Regions from separate parts of the Homo sapiens genome. Here region 2 is linked to region 1. The links are chromatin contacts, found by Hi-C or POLR2A ChIA-PET in ENCODE. All regions are on one chromosome and are shown on one strand. The core of a region is the stretch at or near the end of the contact, and the rest is flanking DNA. Distances in the headings are between cores, read along the strand shown.

The links. Hi-C counts contacts between places; a loop is a spot of excess contacts on that map. ChIA-PET counts read pairs that join two places held with the same protein, here RNA polymerase II (POLR2A). Pooled maps may share reads with other maps.
Region 2: a loop to region 1 is called in a map of Caki2, with 6 times the contacts of the local background. The contact joins the enhancer-like site here to the promoter of MCM5 in region 1. A Hi-C loop is called at or near these places in 3 of 168 maps with a recorded cell type or tissue (B cell, Caki2 and GM12878), 13 of 37 single-sample maps with no recorded cell type and 10 of 50 pooled maps. POLR2A ChIA-PET finds 5 or more read pairs at or near these places in 4 of 52 experiments (AG04450, BJ, Caco-2 and 1 more).

What each region holds. Positions count from the first base shown.
Region 1 is chr22:35,397,505-35,403,976 of GRCh38, reverse strand. MCM5 (minichromosome maintenance complex component 5) reads right to left here and starts at 3,837. Exons shown (of 17, transcript NM_006739.4): 1 at 3,769-3,837; 2 at 3,372-3,546; 3 at 644-770; 4 at 435-563. The coding sequence starts at 3,538. RefSeq lists enhancers at 4,073-4,232, 4,243-4,292.
Region 2 is chr22:35,579,230-35,585,701 of GRCh38, reverse strand. LOC107985590 (a long non-coding RNA gene) reads left to right here. Exons shown (of 5, transcript XR_007068163.1): 4 at 4,691-4,802. Among named protein-coding and RNA genes, the nearest start is that of MB, 35 kb to the left of the region's middle. RefSeq lists a silencer at 2,372-2,451 and enhancers at 2,191-2,692, 4,667-5,166. Within about 2 kb of position 3,282, at least 5 of the 41 ENCODE cell types and tissues checked have a DNase peak (open chromatin) inside an H3K27ac peak, as active enhancers do.

The DNA of each region.
Region 1 (6,472 bases), core at 2,588-5,087:
AGCATACCTAGCTTTGTTTTTTTTGTTTTTTTTTTGTTTTGTTTTTTGGAGAGCCAGGGTCTCAAACTCCCGGTATCAAGCAATCTTCCTCCCTCGGCCTCCCAAAGTGCTAAGATTAGAGGCATGAGCCACTGTGCATGAATTTACTTTAAAATTCTTTAGCAAAAAAGAAAAAGGACAAAATAGGAAACAACACAAAATGTTAATTATTAAATCTGGGTGAAGCTTTATGGGATTCATTATACTACTCTCTGCTTTTGGGTGTGTAATTTTTCATAACAAAAAGCAAAAAACAACAAACGATCCTTTTGTCTCCAGGAGGAGACAGGTTCAGAAAGGTCAAGTGCCTCACTCAAGGCCACACAGCTAGCACTCAGGTCTGGCTGCATCCAAAGCCCTCTGCACCATGCAGCAGCCACTGCCCTCCGACCCACCTTCAGGCTACGAATGCTGGAAGGGCTGGCGTCCGACTTGAGCATGACCTGGATGTCCTGGAGCACCTCCTCCCCAGAAGGCCGGGGCCGGGTCACCTCATCAGCTACCTCCTTGGCAGCTTCCTCCAGCTGGAGAAAGGGAAGGGCACAGGCTATTAGTAACTGGGGCAGAGCAGCCCTGGGAAGCTCAGGGATGGGGTCCCACTCACCAGCTGCAGGTGCTCGGCTGGCTGCTTGTACAAGTAGTCGGCCAGGTCCTCATCAAAGCTGGCCAGATCCTCCATCTCCACCTCAATCCAGTACTCCCCCAGGTTGTAATGCCGCTTGAGTTCATCCCTGGAGTGGGCACATAGCAGGGTGGGGCAGGAAGGGTGCAAAGAAGAGGAAACCAACACTGGCTGAGGTGTGCCTGCACCCCTGAATCTGCCCACACCACAGCCACCATGACCTCACCATTCCTCTTCCCAAACACACATCTAATTCCAGATCATTCCATTATTTAACCCTGCAGAGGCTACTCACTGCTGGCACAGGCATGCCCTAAAGAAAGCTCCATGGAAGGGGTCCACAAGACAGTCAAAGGATGTTTCAACACCCAGGCCAGCGTGCACAAAACAACAAACCAGTTCTGTCACTGAAGGACTCCGCAGAGCCTTTAACTTCTCTTGGAAAAGAACAATGCACACAGCTCAAACTTGGGGCCCAGTGAGGTGGCTCATGCCTGTAATCCCAACACTTTAGGAAGCTGAGGAGGGTGGATTACTTGAGGCCAGGAGTTCAACACCAGCCTGGGCCACATGGCAACACCCAGTCTCTACTAAAAATACGAAGATTAGCCGGGCATGGTAGCATACGCCTGTAGTCCCAGCTACTGAGGCATGAGAATGCCTGAACCCCAGAGGTGGAGGCTGCAGTGACCAGAGATCTCGCCAGGGCACTCCAGCCTGGGCGACAGACTGAGACTCTGTCTCAAAAAAAAAAACCAAAAAGGTACCAGCCTCACCAACATGGAGAAACCCCATCTCTACTAAAAATACAAAAAAAAAAACCTAGCCGGGTGTGGTGGCGGATGCCTGTAATCCTAGCTACTTGGGGGACTGAGGCAGGAGAATCACTTGAACCCGGCAGGCAGCAGTTGCAGTGAGCCAAGATCACGCCACTGTACTCAAACCTGGGTGACAGAGCGAGACTCCATCTCAAAAAAAAAAAAACAAAAAACAAAACAACAAAAAAACTGGAGGCACCAAGGCAGCAGAAAACACATCTGCCTTATCAACCTCTAGTCAGACTGTTTTTTTTTAAATAGAGCCTGGGTTTCACTATGTTGCCCAGCCAGGTCTTGAACTCCTGGGGTCAAATGATCCATTGGCATCAGCCTCCCAAAGCGTCGGAATTACAAGCATGAGCCACTGCGTCCAGCCCAGATGCTTAGCAGAGCATCCCATGTGACTGCTGTGGCAAGAACATATTTGGGGACCACTGACCAACGCACAGGCTGTTCCCCAGCCTCGCAGTATCACAGGCCTGAGCCCCGTCTCCCTTATGTCCAGGAGCCAGTAAAATGGCCAGACTGCTACTGAAAGCCACTTGCTGTGAGGACACCCCACACCTCTACACAAGCAATTGCTCCTACCTAGACAGAAAGCTTTCTACACCTGCAACTCTGACCTTAGCTCAAAGGTCCCCTCAAACTTCAGCCCCCCGGAAAACTTCCCTAAGTCCTTTCACCTTCCTCTGTGGAGGAAATGACCACCGTGGAAGTTATCTGTTGGTCTTCACGACTCACTCCTCTGACTTAGGAGCTTCTCTAGGACAAGAAGCACGTCTTTTCATCTTTGTAGCGCAGTGCCTGGCACACAGGTGGGCAATATCAGCTGCTGCATGAGTAAGTGAAAGCAGGAATGGCTTTACCCATTTCTGGCCTGGTGAGGCCCAGAGACACTGACACCTGGAAGTCACTCAGCTAATAATGGGCCAGTGCTGAACCTGCAACCTCATGTTCTCTGCATTTTAACATTTCAGGGATAGAGGCCGGGCCTATGAGAATTCTCATGATGTCACAGGTCGTACAATCACCTAGAAGCAGGAGCCAGGTCCAGCTTCAGTGCTGCAGCCCAGCACCCAGAACAGTATCTGGCAGGCAGCAGGTGCTCAATCAATGAAGGTGCAAGACTGGTATAAATAAATGAATGAGCGAAGTGAAGTGAATCCTAACTGCCATCTTCACCTTTTACACCTACAGGGAACTTGAGTTTGTAAGGTCTCAGACATGACATGGAAGGATGATAGGAAGCAGATGAACAGGAACAAGATCTGGATAAAGAACTAAACGGTCCAAGTGGCGCTAGCTGGTTGCTGGTGGCCCACTCAACAGGTGACTCACCCAGAAGTTAACTCCAGGTACAGATAAAATACACAAAGCAGGCCGGGCACGGTGGCTCACGCCTGTAATCCCAGCACTTTGGGAGACTGAGGCGGGTGGATCACTTGAGGTCAGGAGTTCGAGAGCAGCCTGGCGAACATGGCGAAACCCCATCTCTACTAAAATTACAAAAAATTATCCGGGCGTGGTGATGGCGGGGGTAGTCCCACCTACTCGGGAGGCTGAGGCACAAGAATCGCTTGAACCCGGGAAGCGGAGGTTGCAGTGAGCCGAGATCGTGCCACTGCACTCCAGCCTGGCGACAGAGCGAGACTCCGTCTCAAAATAATAAACAAATACGTTAATAATAAAATAAAATAAAATAAAGTAAAACAAAATACACAAAGCCTTATACCAAGGCGTGAGGCTGCCGGGATGAGCCCTGTGACCCAGGACCGGCTCTTTCCCCCGTCTGGGCCCATCTGTGCCCTGACTGTCCAGGACTCTAGCAGGCTGGTAGAGGCGTGTGAGCGGCCACACTGGAACTCGAGCCCCCGGCCCCGCAGGAGCCGCACCTGTATTTGAAGGTGAAGCCCGTGCGGTCGGTGCCCACTCGGTACTGCCGCAGGAACTCCTTGAAGCGCCTCTGCAGCTGCGATTTGCGGGCCTGCCCCTCGTCGGCCTGGGCGTCGCCCCCGAAGCTGTCGCTGTAGAAAATGCCAGGATCGTCGAATCCCGACATGACTGCGCCTGGGGTGGGAACAAACGGCCAGAACAGGCTGGGGGCAGCGCCTGGCACCTCCTCCCCTCCGACGCCTGGGTCCCTGCCCTGAGTCCGGAGCAGGGGGACCCCCGGCCGCGCTCCCGGACTCCAACCCCAGTTCCCGAGAAACTCCTGTCCCACTCCAACTACACCCGGAAATCCAGATGCCTGCTGGCTCCCAGTCCCAGTCCCACTCCCACTAGCCTCACCTCTGGTTTTCCGCACTTCACAAACCAGGGGAGACAAGAACCTCCACGCTCAGCCGCCGAGTTTCGCGGGAAAAACAAGAGGCGGTGTTCGGACGCCGCAGCCGCTGCGCTCCCATTGGTTCGCCGGAGCCTCGCGGCCAGCGATTGGACCGTTCTGAGCCCTCCAGCCCCGCCGCCCGGACTGTCTGCCGAAGATGATTGGCTGCAAAGTGCATGACCTCGCCTCCTTCCGGGCTCCATTTTGTGTGCGGAACAATTTGGCGCGAAACTTCTGGCTGGGAAGGAAGTGGCGGCGCAGGACGGGGCGGACGCAAAGATGGCGGAGGGGCGGGCGCGCGGAGGACGCCTTTAGGTGGTTTCTTTTTTATTTTCTTGGTTTTTTTTTTTTTTTCCTGACGCATGGTCTCGTTGTGTTGCCGGGGATGGAGTGCAGTGGCTGGATCACGGCTTACTGTAGCCTCAACCTCTTGGGCTCAAGCAATCCTTCCGCCTCAGCCTCCCTTGTAGCGGGGACCACAGGTGTACGTGATTTTCTTAAAATATTTCATAAAGACGGAGTCTCACCATCTTGCCCAGGTCTCGAAACTCTACTCTCAAGCGACCCGCCTGCCTTGACGTCCCAAAGCACTGGGATTACTGGCGTGAGCTACCCGGCCAGGCCTGCGTGCTTTTCTTAAGCCTTCTTTTAAAGTCCTATGAAAAAAAATGACCCTTTTCATAGCCATAGGGAGAAAAAACTAGAAGTTCAGAAATGATTGGGTCCAGGTGCCCATTTTGCATTGGGAGACTGTGCCCTGTGGAGTATTCGCTTCCCGGTCGTGGGGCCCGTTCTCTGGGCCTGAGGCTCTGAGGAGCCCCTGTCCTCCAGCTGGTGGCAGGACAGGGCGATTACCGCGCGGCTCACCCGCGTCCCCGACCCGGGTTCTCGCACCCTAACACACTGCTTTTATTTGTTTATTTATTTGTTGAGAGGGAGTCTCACTCTGTCCCCCAGGATGGAGTGCAGTGGCTCAATCTCGGCTCACTGCAACTTCTGCCTCCCCGGTTCAAGCGATTCTCCTGCCTCAGCCTCCCAACTAGCTGGGACTACAGGCAGGCGCCACCATGCTCAGCTAATTTTTGTATTTTTAGTGGAGACAGGGTTTCACCATGTTGCCCACACTGGTCTCGAACTTCTGGCCTCAAGTGATCCACTCGCTTCGGCCTCCCAAAGTGCTGGAATTACAGGCGTGAGCCACCATGCCCAGACCGGCCTCATTCTGTTTAACAGCTGCTTAATTTTCTGTAGTATGGTGACAAAGACTCTCCTTGACCAAACTCTAGCCAGGTTCCTCTGGGCTCCCTTCACTTCTAAGCCTCAACCTTGATCTATAGGCACTGTGGCTCATGCCTGTAATCCTAGCACTTCAGGAGACCAAGATGAGAGGATCCCTTGAGTCCAGGAGTTGAGGCCAGCCTGGGCAACATAGCAAGATCCCGCTTCTCTAGAAATTTTTTTATAATTTTTTTTGTTTTGAGACAGAGTCTCACTCTGTTGCCCAGGCTGGAGTGCAGTGTCACGATCTCGGCTCACTGCAACTTCCACCTCCTGGGTTCAAGCAATTCTCCTGCCTCAGCTTCCCAAGTAGCTGGAATTACAGGTGTGTGCCACCACGCCTGGCTAATTTTTTGTATTTTTAGTAGAGACAGGGTTTCACCATGTTGGCCAGCCTTGAACTCCTGACCTCAGGTGATCCACCCGCCTGAGCCTTCCAAGATGCTGGGATTACAGGCATGAGCCACTGCGCCCGGCTTGAAATTTTTTTTTAATTAGCTGGGCATGGTGGAGCACACCTGTTGTCCTAGCTACTCAAGAGGCCAAGGTGGGAGGATGGCCTGAGCCCAGGAGTTTGAGACTGCAGTGAGTTTTGATTGCACCACTGCACTTCAGCCTGAGCGACAGAGCGAGACTCATCTCTAAAAAGAAAAAAAAGACAGTCCAGGCGCCGTGGCTCACACCTGTAATCCCAGCATTTTGGGAGGCTGAGGCGGGAGTTCAAGACCAGCCTGGCCAACATGGTGAAACCCTGTGTCTACTAAAAATACAAAACTTAGCCGGGCGTGGTGGCAGGCGCTTGTAATCCCAGCTACTTGGAAGCCTGAGGCAGGAGAATCGCTTGAACCTGGGAGGCGGAGGTTGCAGTGAGCCGAGATCGTGCCACTACACTCCAGTCTGGGCGACAAGAGTGAAACTTAATCTCAAAAAAAAAAAAAAAGAAAAGAAAAAAAGACTTAAACAAACACTAACAGTTTCTAACAGCTGCTAACATCTCTAAAATGACTCTAGCCAGCCCCCGCTAAGGTGCCTGCCTGAGAAAACTCAAGGCTGCTGGTAAATGTTTACCGTTTATTCCAGGCAACAACCGAGGATGTGACCTCTGTCTCCCAGGCTCTGTGGGAGGCAAAAATTCTAACTTTGATCATTGCCAACTGGCAGACACAGCTAGCCTCACTGCATTTACACTGACTTAACCTTTTGTAATATTTCACTTCCCTGACTCTACTAATCACTTGCCCACCCCTTCCTCCCTCAATCTTCCTTTATTTTTTTTATTTATTTTTTTGAGACAGGGTCTCTGTTGCCAATGCTAGAGTGCGGTGGTGCAATCACAGCTCACTGCAGCCTTGACCTCCCAGGCTCGTGCAATCCTCCCACCTCAACCTC
Region 2 (6,472 bases), core at 2,033-4,532, 180 kb before region 1:
TCATGTAATGAATGGGGTGGGCCTTGCCCGTCACAGTTGAGTGGGCTTTCCTGTGGGGTGGGATCAATGAGCAGGAGGGCCGGAGGAGGCAGGGACGGACAGATTTGGTGGTAGGAGTTTCCTCTGGGTACAGGGAGGAAGGAGTGGAGGCAGGGAGGCCAGTGGAAACACAAGGCCAAGCAAGGGATGGTGAGGTCAGGCCCAGGGCAACAGGTATACGAATGGAGGGGATGAGGTGTGCCCCAGAGGGGAAGGGGGAGCTGAGCAGAAGGTGGGGAGGGGCAGAGGAGGGGAAGAGGGCGGTGGCTCCTGCCCTTTCCAGGTCCTGGCCAAGTCTCCACTCCTTTCCAGGGAGCTTTCCCCTTCCCTCCTCTCCCTGACCTCAGATGCAACTACCCCCATCCCTAAGATAACACCAAAAGGGCCGGGCGCAATGGCTTAGGCCTGTAATCCCAGCACTTTGGGAGGCTGAGGTGGGTGGATCACCTGAGGTCAAAAGTTCAAGACCAGCCTGGCCAAACATGGCGAAACCCCATCTCTACTAAAAAATATAAAAAATTAGCAGGGCGTGGTGGCAGATGCCTATAATCCCAGCTACTCAGGAGGTTGAGGCAGGAGAATCATTTGAACCTGGGAGGTGGAGGTTGTAGTGAGCCGAGATCACACCATTGCACTCTAGCCTGGTCAACAGAGCAAGACTCCGTCTCAAAAAAAAAAAAAAAGAAAAGAAAAAGAAAGGATAATTCCAGATAGGCATGAGATCGTGGGAACTCTTCGGCATTCCTGCATTACAGCACTTACTATTTCAATGGTGGCTACCATCTATAGAGCACTTACTATATTCCAGGTAACACACAAATACACACACACACCCACACACAAAACTTCGTTTTAACCTCACAATAGCCTAGCAAGGTAGGCACGTGGCTCCTGTTTTACAGACGAGAATCTGGAGGGTTGGAGAGGCTAAGTAATTTACCAAAAGTCACATGGCTAGTCAGAGAAAGTCTGGGTTTCACTAAATTAGCTAATCAAAAGTGCTTATACTAGTGCCTGGCATATAGTAGGCACTCAATAAATGTTAGCCACTCCACAATTTTTTTGCAGAGATAGGATTGGGCCGGGCACGGTGGCTCACGCCTGTAATCCCAGCACTTTGGGAGACTGAGGTGGGCGGATCACCTGAGGTCAGGAGTTCGAGACCAGCCTGGGCAACACGGTGAAACCCCGTCTCTACTAAAAATACAAAAAATTAGCCAGGCGTGGTGGCGGGTGCCTGTAGTCCCAGCTACTTGGGAGGCTGAGGCAGGAGAATGGCGTGAACCCGGGAGGCGGAGCTTGCAGTGAGCCAAGGTCACGCCACTGCACTCCAGCCTGGGCGACAGAGCAAGACTCCGTCTCAAAAACAAAACAAAACAAAAGAGAGATAGGATCTTGCTATGTTGCCCAGGCTGGAGTGCAGTGGCTATTCACCTGTGTGATCATGGCACACTACAGCCTCTGACTCTTGGGCTCAGGTAATCCTCCTGCGGAGTAGCTGGGACTACAGATGTGCACTACCACGCTCGGCCCTTCCGCTATTTTTGCTAACATCATCAGCTAGATCTGTCTGGCTGCAGAGCCTATGGCCCTCTGGGGGGCCACTTGAATTTATCTTGTCCGGTTCTGAGAGTCTGTCATCTGTTTATTTGCCCCACTGGGCTGTGGAATCCGGCAGAGCAGGGACCAGATCTGGTTGGTCTGTGGGTCTTGAGCGTCCCTTATGGGGAAGGCCCAGAGTGCATGGTCAGTGATGGTTTGTTGATGGAATGAACAATGTATCAAGTTCCTATGCCTCTTAGAATCTTGGGATTTCTCCAGCCATGTTTGTCCCTTAGAATGATGGAATTTCATTAGCCATGTTTGTTTCTAAGAATCCTGGGGTTTCTCCAGCCATGTTTGGCCTTAGATCATGGGATTTCTCTACGGAGGAGCCTTGGTGATCATCCAGGACACTCTGTCTCTTACCAGCCTTCTTCCTCCCTTCCTCAGGCACTGGCCCATAATCCAGCTCCTACTAGCCATACCCTCCTCCTTGTCCCAGGCCAGTGCCCCCTACCCATCCCCAGACCAAAACTGGAGTCTCCACGAAGAGCTCACTTGTCTTGTCCTGGCCTCCCAGTGGCTGGACAGACTCCCTGCTAAGGCTCAGGGCAAGCCCCACCTCCCTGCCAGTCCCTCCAGCCACCTGCGTCTGCCCCTGACTGGGCTGGGGTGTGTCGGTCTCCTCTCTGAACCTCTGTTTCCTCAGCTGCAAAATGAGGAGGATCATTTCGAACACTTTTAGCTCAGCTTTGTCAGTTTGCTACCGGGGTCCAGCTGGGTGGAGGATGAGGACCTTATGTATTACTATCTCCCTGCATCTCTGTGGGGTACCTTGCGGCTCCCGGGGGAAGCAGCATGTCTCTTTAAGGCCACTAGATGGCACCAGCGTGTCACCCGTCTCCCTGCAGGCTGACCTCAGGAGGAATTCCACCTGTGGGATTACACCCTAAGGACCACAGCCACCTCCCTCCTCCCACTGGCAGGAGCCCCTGAAGATCTGCCAGTGGGCGCAGGCAGGATGTGCAGGAGTTAGGGACAGGGGTGGGGGTCAGACAAATTTGAACTGGGGAGTTCTGAGCCAGGCCCTGCTCTTAGAGAACATCCTGGCTCTCTGCTTAGCAGTTAGTTCGCTGGTGACCCTAGGCATTTCATAGCACCCCTTTGAGACTTCAGGTTCTTTCTCTGTGAAATAGGGTACCAAGTCTCTTCTCCTGTGCATCGTGGAAACTGAATGATACTGGGCACGTAAAATGTCCATTCTGCCTCCGGGCACAGAGCAAGCTTCCACAGCATTAGCTGCCACACTAGTTATTAGTGTTACTTTGTAATTTAGTATTACGTCTCAGAATCTCCTCTGGGAGGAGCCTTAGGCAGGATGCCCAGAGATCTGGGTCTGCAATGGACTGTTCTCTCACTGTGTGACCTTTGGCAAGTCATTTCCCATCTCTGGTCCTCGGCTTGGCCTCCACCAGCCTCAAGAGGCTGGGAGTATCATGGAAAAATAAGGGCTTGGGAATCAGACAGACTTGGGTGTGAATCCCACCCACTTCTCCTCTTCCCAGCTGTGTGGCTTTGGGCTGCTCTGATAATTCCCTAATGATTTGTGTGACTATTTATTCTAAGTCTGTCTTCCTGGTTCTCTAGTACGTTCCACGAGGGCCAGGCTCATGTCAACGTGGCTCACCTACATAAACTCAACACTCAGCTCAGTGTCTGGTACGAGTAGCTGCAATAAACAAGGGTGATTCATTATCAGCGTTACTATCACTGTATACATTCACTCAGCAGCAGCAGCAGACCCCGTGTTCAGAGAGTCCTCTGCACTCTTTTTTTTTTTGAGATGGAGTTTCGCTCTTGTTGCCCAGGCTGGAGTGCAATGGTACATCTCGGCTCACCACAACCTCCAACTCGCAGGTTCAAATGATTCTCCTGCCTCAGCCTCCCAAGTAGCTGGGATTACAGGCACCTGCCACCATACCTGGCTAATTTTTGTTTTTTTAGTAGAGACGGGGTTTCTCCATGTTGGTCAGGCTGGTCTCCAACTCCTGATCTTAGGTGATCCACCCGCCTCGGCCTCCCAAAGTTCTGGGATTACAGGTGTGAGCCACTGTGCTTGGCCCCTGCACTGTCTTAATAATCCTCATCATTACCTCTGTTTTATGGATGAGGAGACTGAGAGCCAAGGAAGTTAGGTCATTGCCCAAGGCCACACAGCTACAAAGTCACAGGCACTGGGGTTGGAAGCTGAGCTCCATGACAGCCTTGTGTGAACGGATGTGGCAAGCTGAGTGAGAGTCCTCCAAAGATACCCACGTCCTAATCCCCCAAATACCTGTGAATCGTACCTTATCCAGCAAAGGGAATTCTGCAGATGTAATTAAGTTAAGGATCTGGAGATAGGGACATTATCCTGGATTGGTCAGGTGAGCCTAATGTCCCCACAAGGATCCTTCTATGAGGGAGGCAGGCATGTGGCAGTAGGAAGAAAGAGATGAGATGACCAGGCATGGTGGCTCATGCCTATAATCCCAACAGTTTGGGAAGCCAAGGCAGAGAGATCACCTGAGGTCAGGAGTTCGAGACCAGCCTGACCAACATGGTGAAACTCTGTCTCTACTAAAAATACAAAAATTAGCTGGGTGTGGTGGCATGCACCTGTAATCCCAACTACTTGGGAGGCTTCAGCAGGAGAATCACTTGAACCCAGGAAGGGGAGGTTGCAGTGAGCCGAGATAGCACCACTGTACTCCAGCCTGGGCAACAAGAGCAAAACTCCATCTCAAAAAAAAAAAAAAAAAAAGAGAGAGAAAGAGATGAGACTGAGGAAACGGGAGAAAAGACCATGTGATGTGGGAATGAAGAGAGCATTGATTCTATCTTGAAAGACAAGGAAAACCAGCCCTGCTGACGCCTTTAACACAGTGACACTAGTTTTGGACTTCTGACCTCTAGAATTATAAGGTGATAAATGTGTGTTGTTTTAATTTACCAAGTTTATAGTAAGTTGTTACAGAAGCAATAGGAAAATAAGGCACAGAGAACTGAGATAACGTATAAAAACACCCGGTATACAGTTGCAGCTCACTAAATGTTCTTTCCTTCCCAGCACTACCCCGTTTTCCTTTTCCAGCTACAACAGAATGGCAGAGAGGAAAGGACCCTCCGGGATCTTCCAGTTCAGCCAGCCCATTTTACAGAGGTGGAGACTGAGGCCAGAGGTAGGGAATGGCCCCTATCTTGCAGAGGTGAAAGGGGTCCAGGGAGCGAACTTGGGGGAAGGTCCTGGGCTGCTCGGTCTGTTCTAGTGTCTAGCACTGGGCATCCTGGGTGAAGTCATCCAGTCCAAACCCATTTTCCAGGTGAGGAAACTGAGGCCTGGCATTGCCTGAGAGATCTGCAACCTGCACCCCAAGCTGACAGGGTGTGTGCAGGCCTGGAGCCCTCATGAGTCCTCCTATTCAAAGGCCCTTCCCTCCCCCTCTTGAGCGCTGTTCCTCTGTGTGTATCCGCTGCAGACAGGGGCCAGCAGGGTCTGGGAAAGCCACATCAGAAGCCTGCCCAGCTGGAGCGGAGGAATGGGAGAGTGGCTTCTTGGAGGTCTTCAGCCTGGGAAAAGTCCGAGGCCTTCCTGTCCCCGCTCACCCTGTTCCTCCCAGGCAGGTCTGGTCCAGACAGCTGTGAGAAGTCCCCTGGAGGCAGCGTCCCAGTGGAGCTGGGAGGAAAGAGGGGCCCAGAAAAAGGAATTTGACCTCTGATCTGCAGCCAGTTGGTAGCATTATTCTGGATTATCCTAAATTGAGCCTGGAACCCTGGGCTTGTGTGACAGACCAAGGGGCCCCACGGGCTCTCTCTGCTCAGGCAGCTGGAGACACAGGTAGCGCCGTAACACCCAGCGACACAGGCATGATTCTTTTCCATAAAACATTCACACCACTGCCAGCCTTGATTCTCAAAACAGCCCTGCCAAGGAGAGGCTGTTACTGTCCCATTTTACAGATGAAAACATCAAGGCTCAGGGCCGGGCACAGTGGCTCACGCCTGTAATCCCAGCACTTTGGGAGGCCGAGGTGAGCAGATCATGAGGTCGGGAATTTGAGACCAGCCTGGCCAACATGGTGAAACCCCATCTCTACTAAAAATACAAAAATTAGCTGGGTGTGGTGGCGGGCATCTGTAATCCCAGCTTCTCGGGAGGCTGAGGCAGGAGAATTGCTTGAACACGGGAGGCAGAGGTTGCAGTGAGCCGAGATCGCGCCACTGCACTCTGGCCTGGGCGACAGAGCAAGACTCCATCTCAGAAAAAAAAAAAAAAAAACAAGGCTCAGAGAAAAGAGGGGACTTGCCAAGGTCAACGTCCCATGGTGGCAATGCTAGAACTCCACTAGCTTCGGGACCTAAGCTCTTGTGGGATGACCCTCGACATGACTCTAGCATGTTCTAGCGGCAGCCTTGCTGTGGGACCTTGAGCAAACCCCTTCTCTGAGCCTCTGAGTTCCCATCTGCAGGGGAGCAGATAGCAACTGCATCTACTTCATGGTGGCACTGTGTGGATAAATGAGTGAGCACTGTGCCTGGCACATGGGCAACACCTCACTATTGCTCACCCTCACCATCCCTGCATGGGTTACTGGATTACAGCAAATGATACCTGAGTATGCACCGGGCATCAGGAACCCAACGGACAAAAGTCCTTGCACCATAAACAGGCAATGCAGGAAGTGAGGGTGTGGCCGCGTTGGTCCTCGGCGGAAAAGCCTACCAGGTAGGCGGAAGAGCAAGTGGGGTGGGGCTGCCTGGAGTGTTCAAGCCACACCAGAGAGGCCAAGTTGGGTGAGCAGTGGGACAAGGCCCAGGAGAAACCAAAGAGATGGTGGGGGTACAGCCAAGC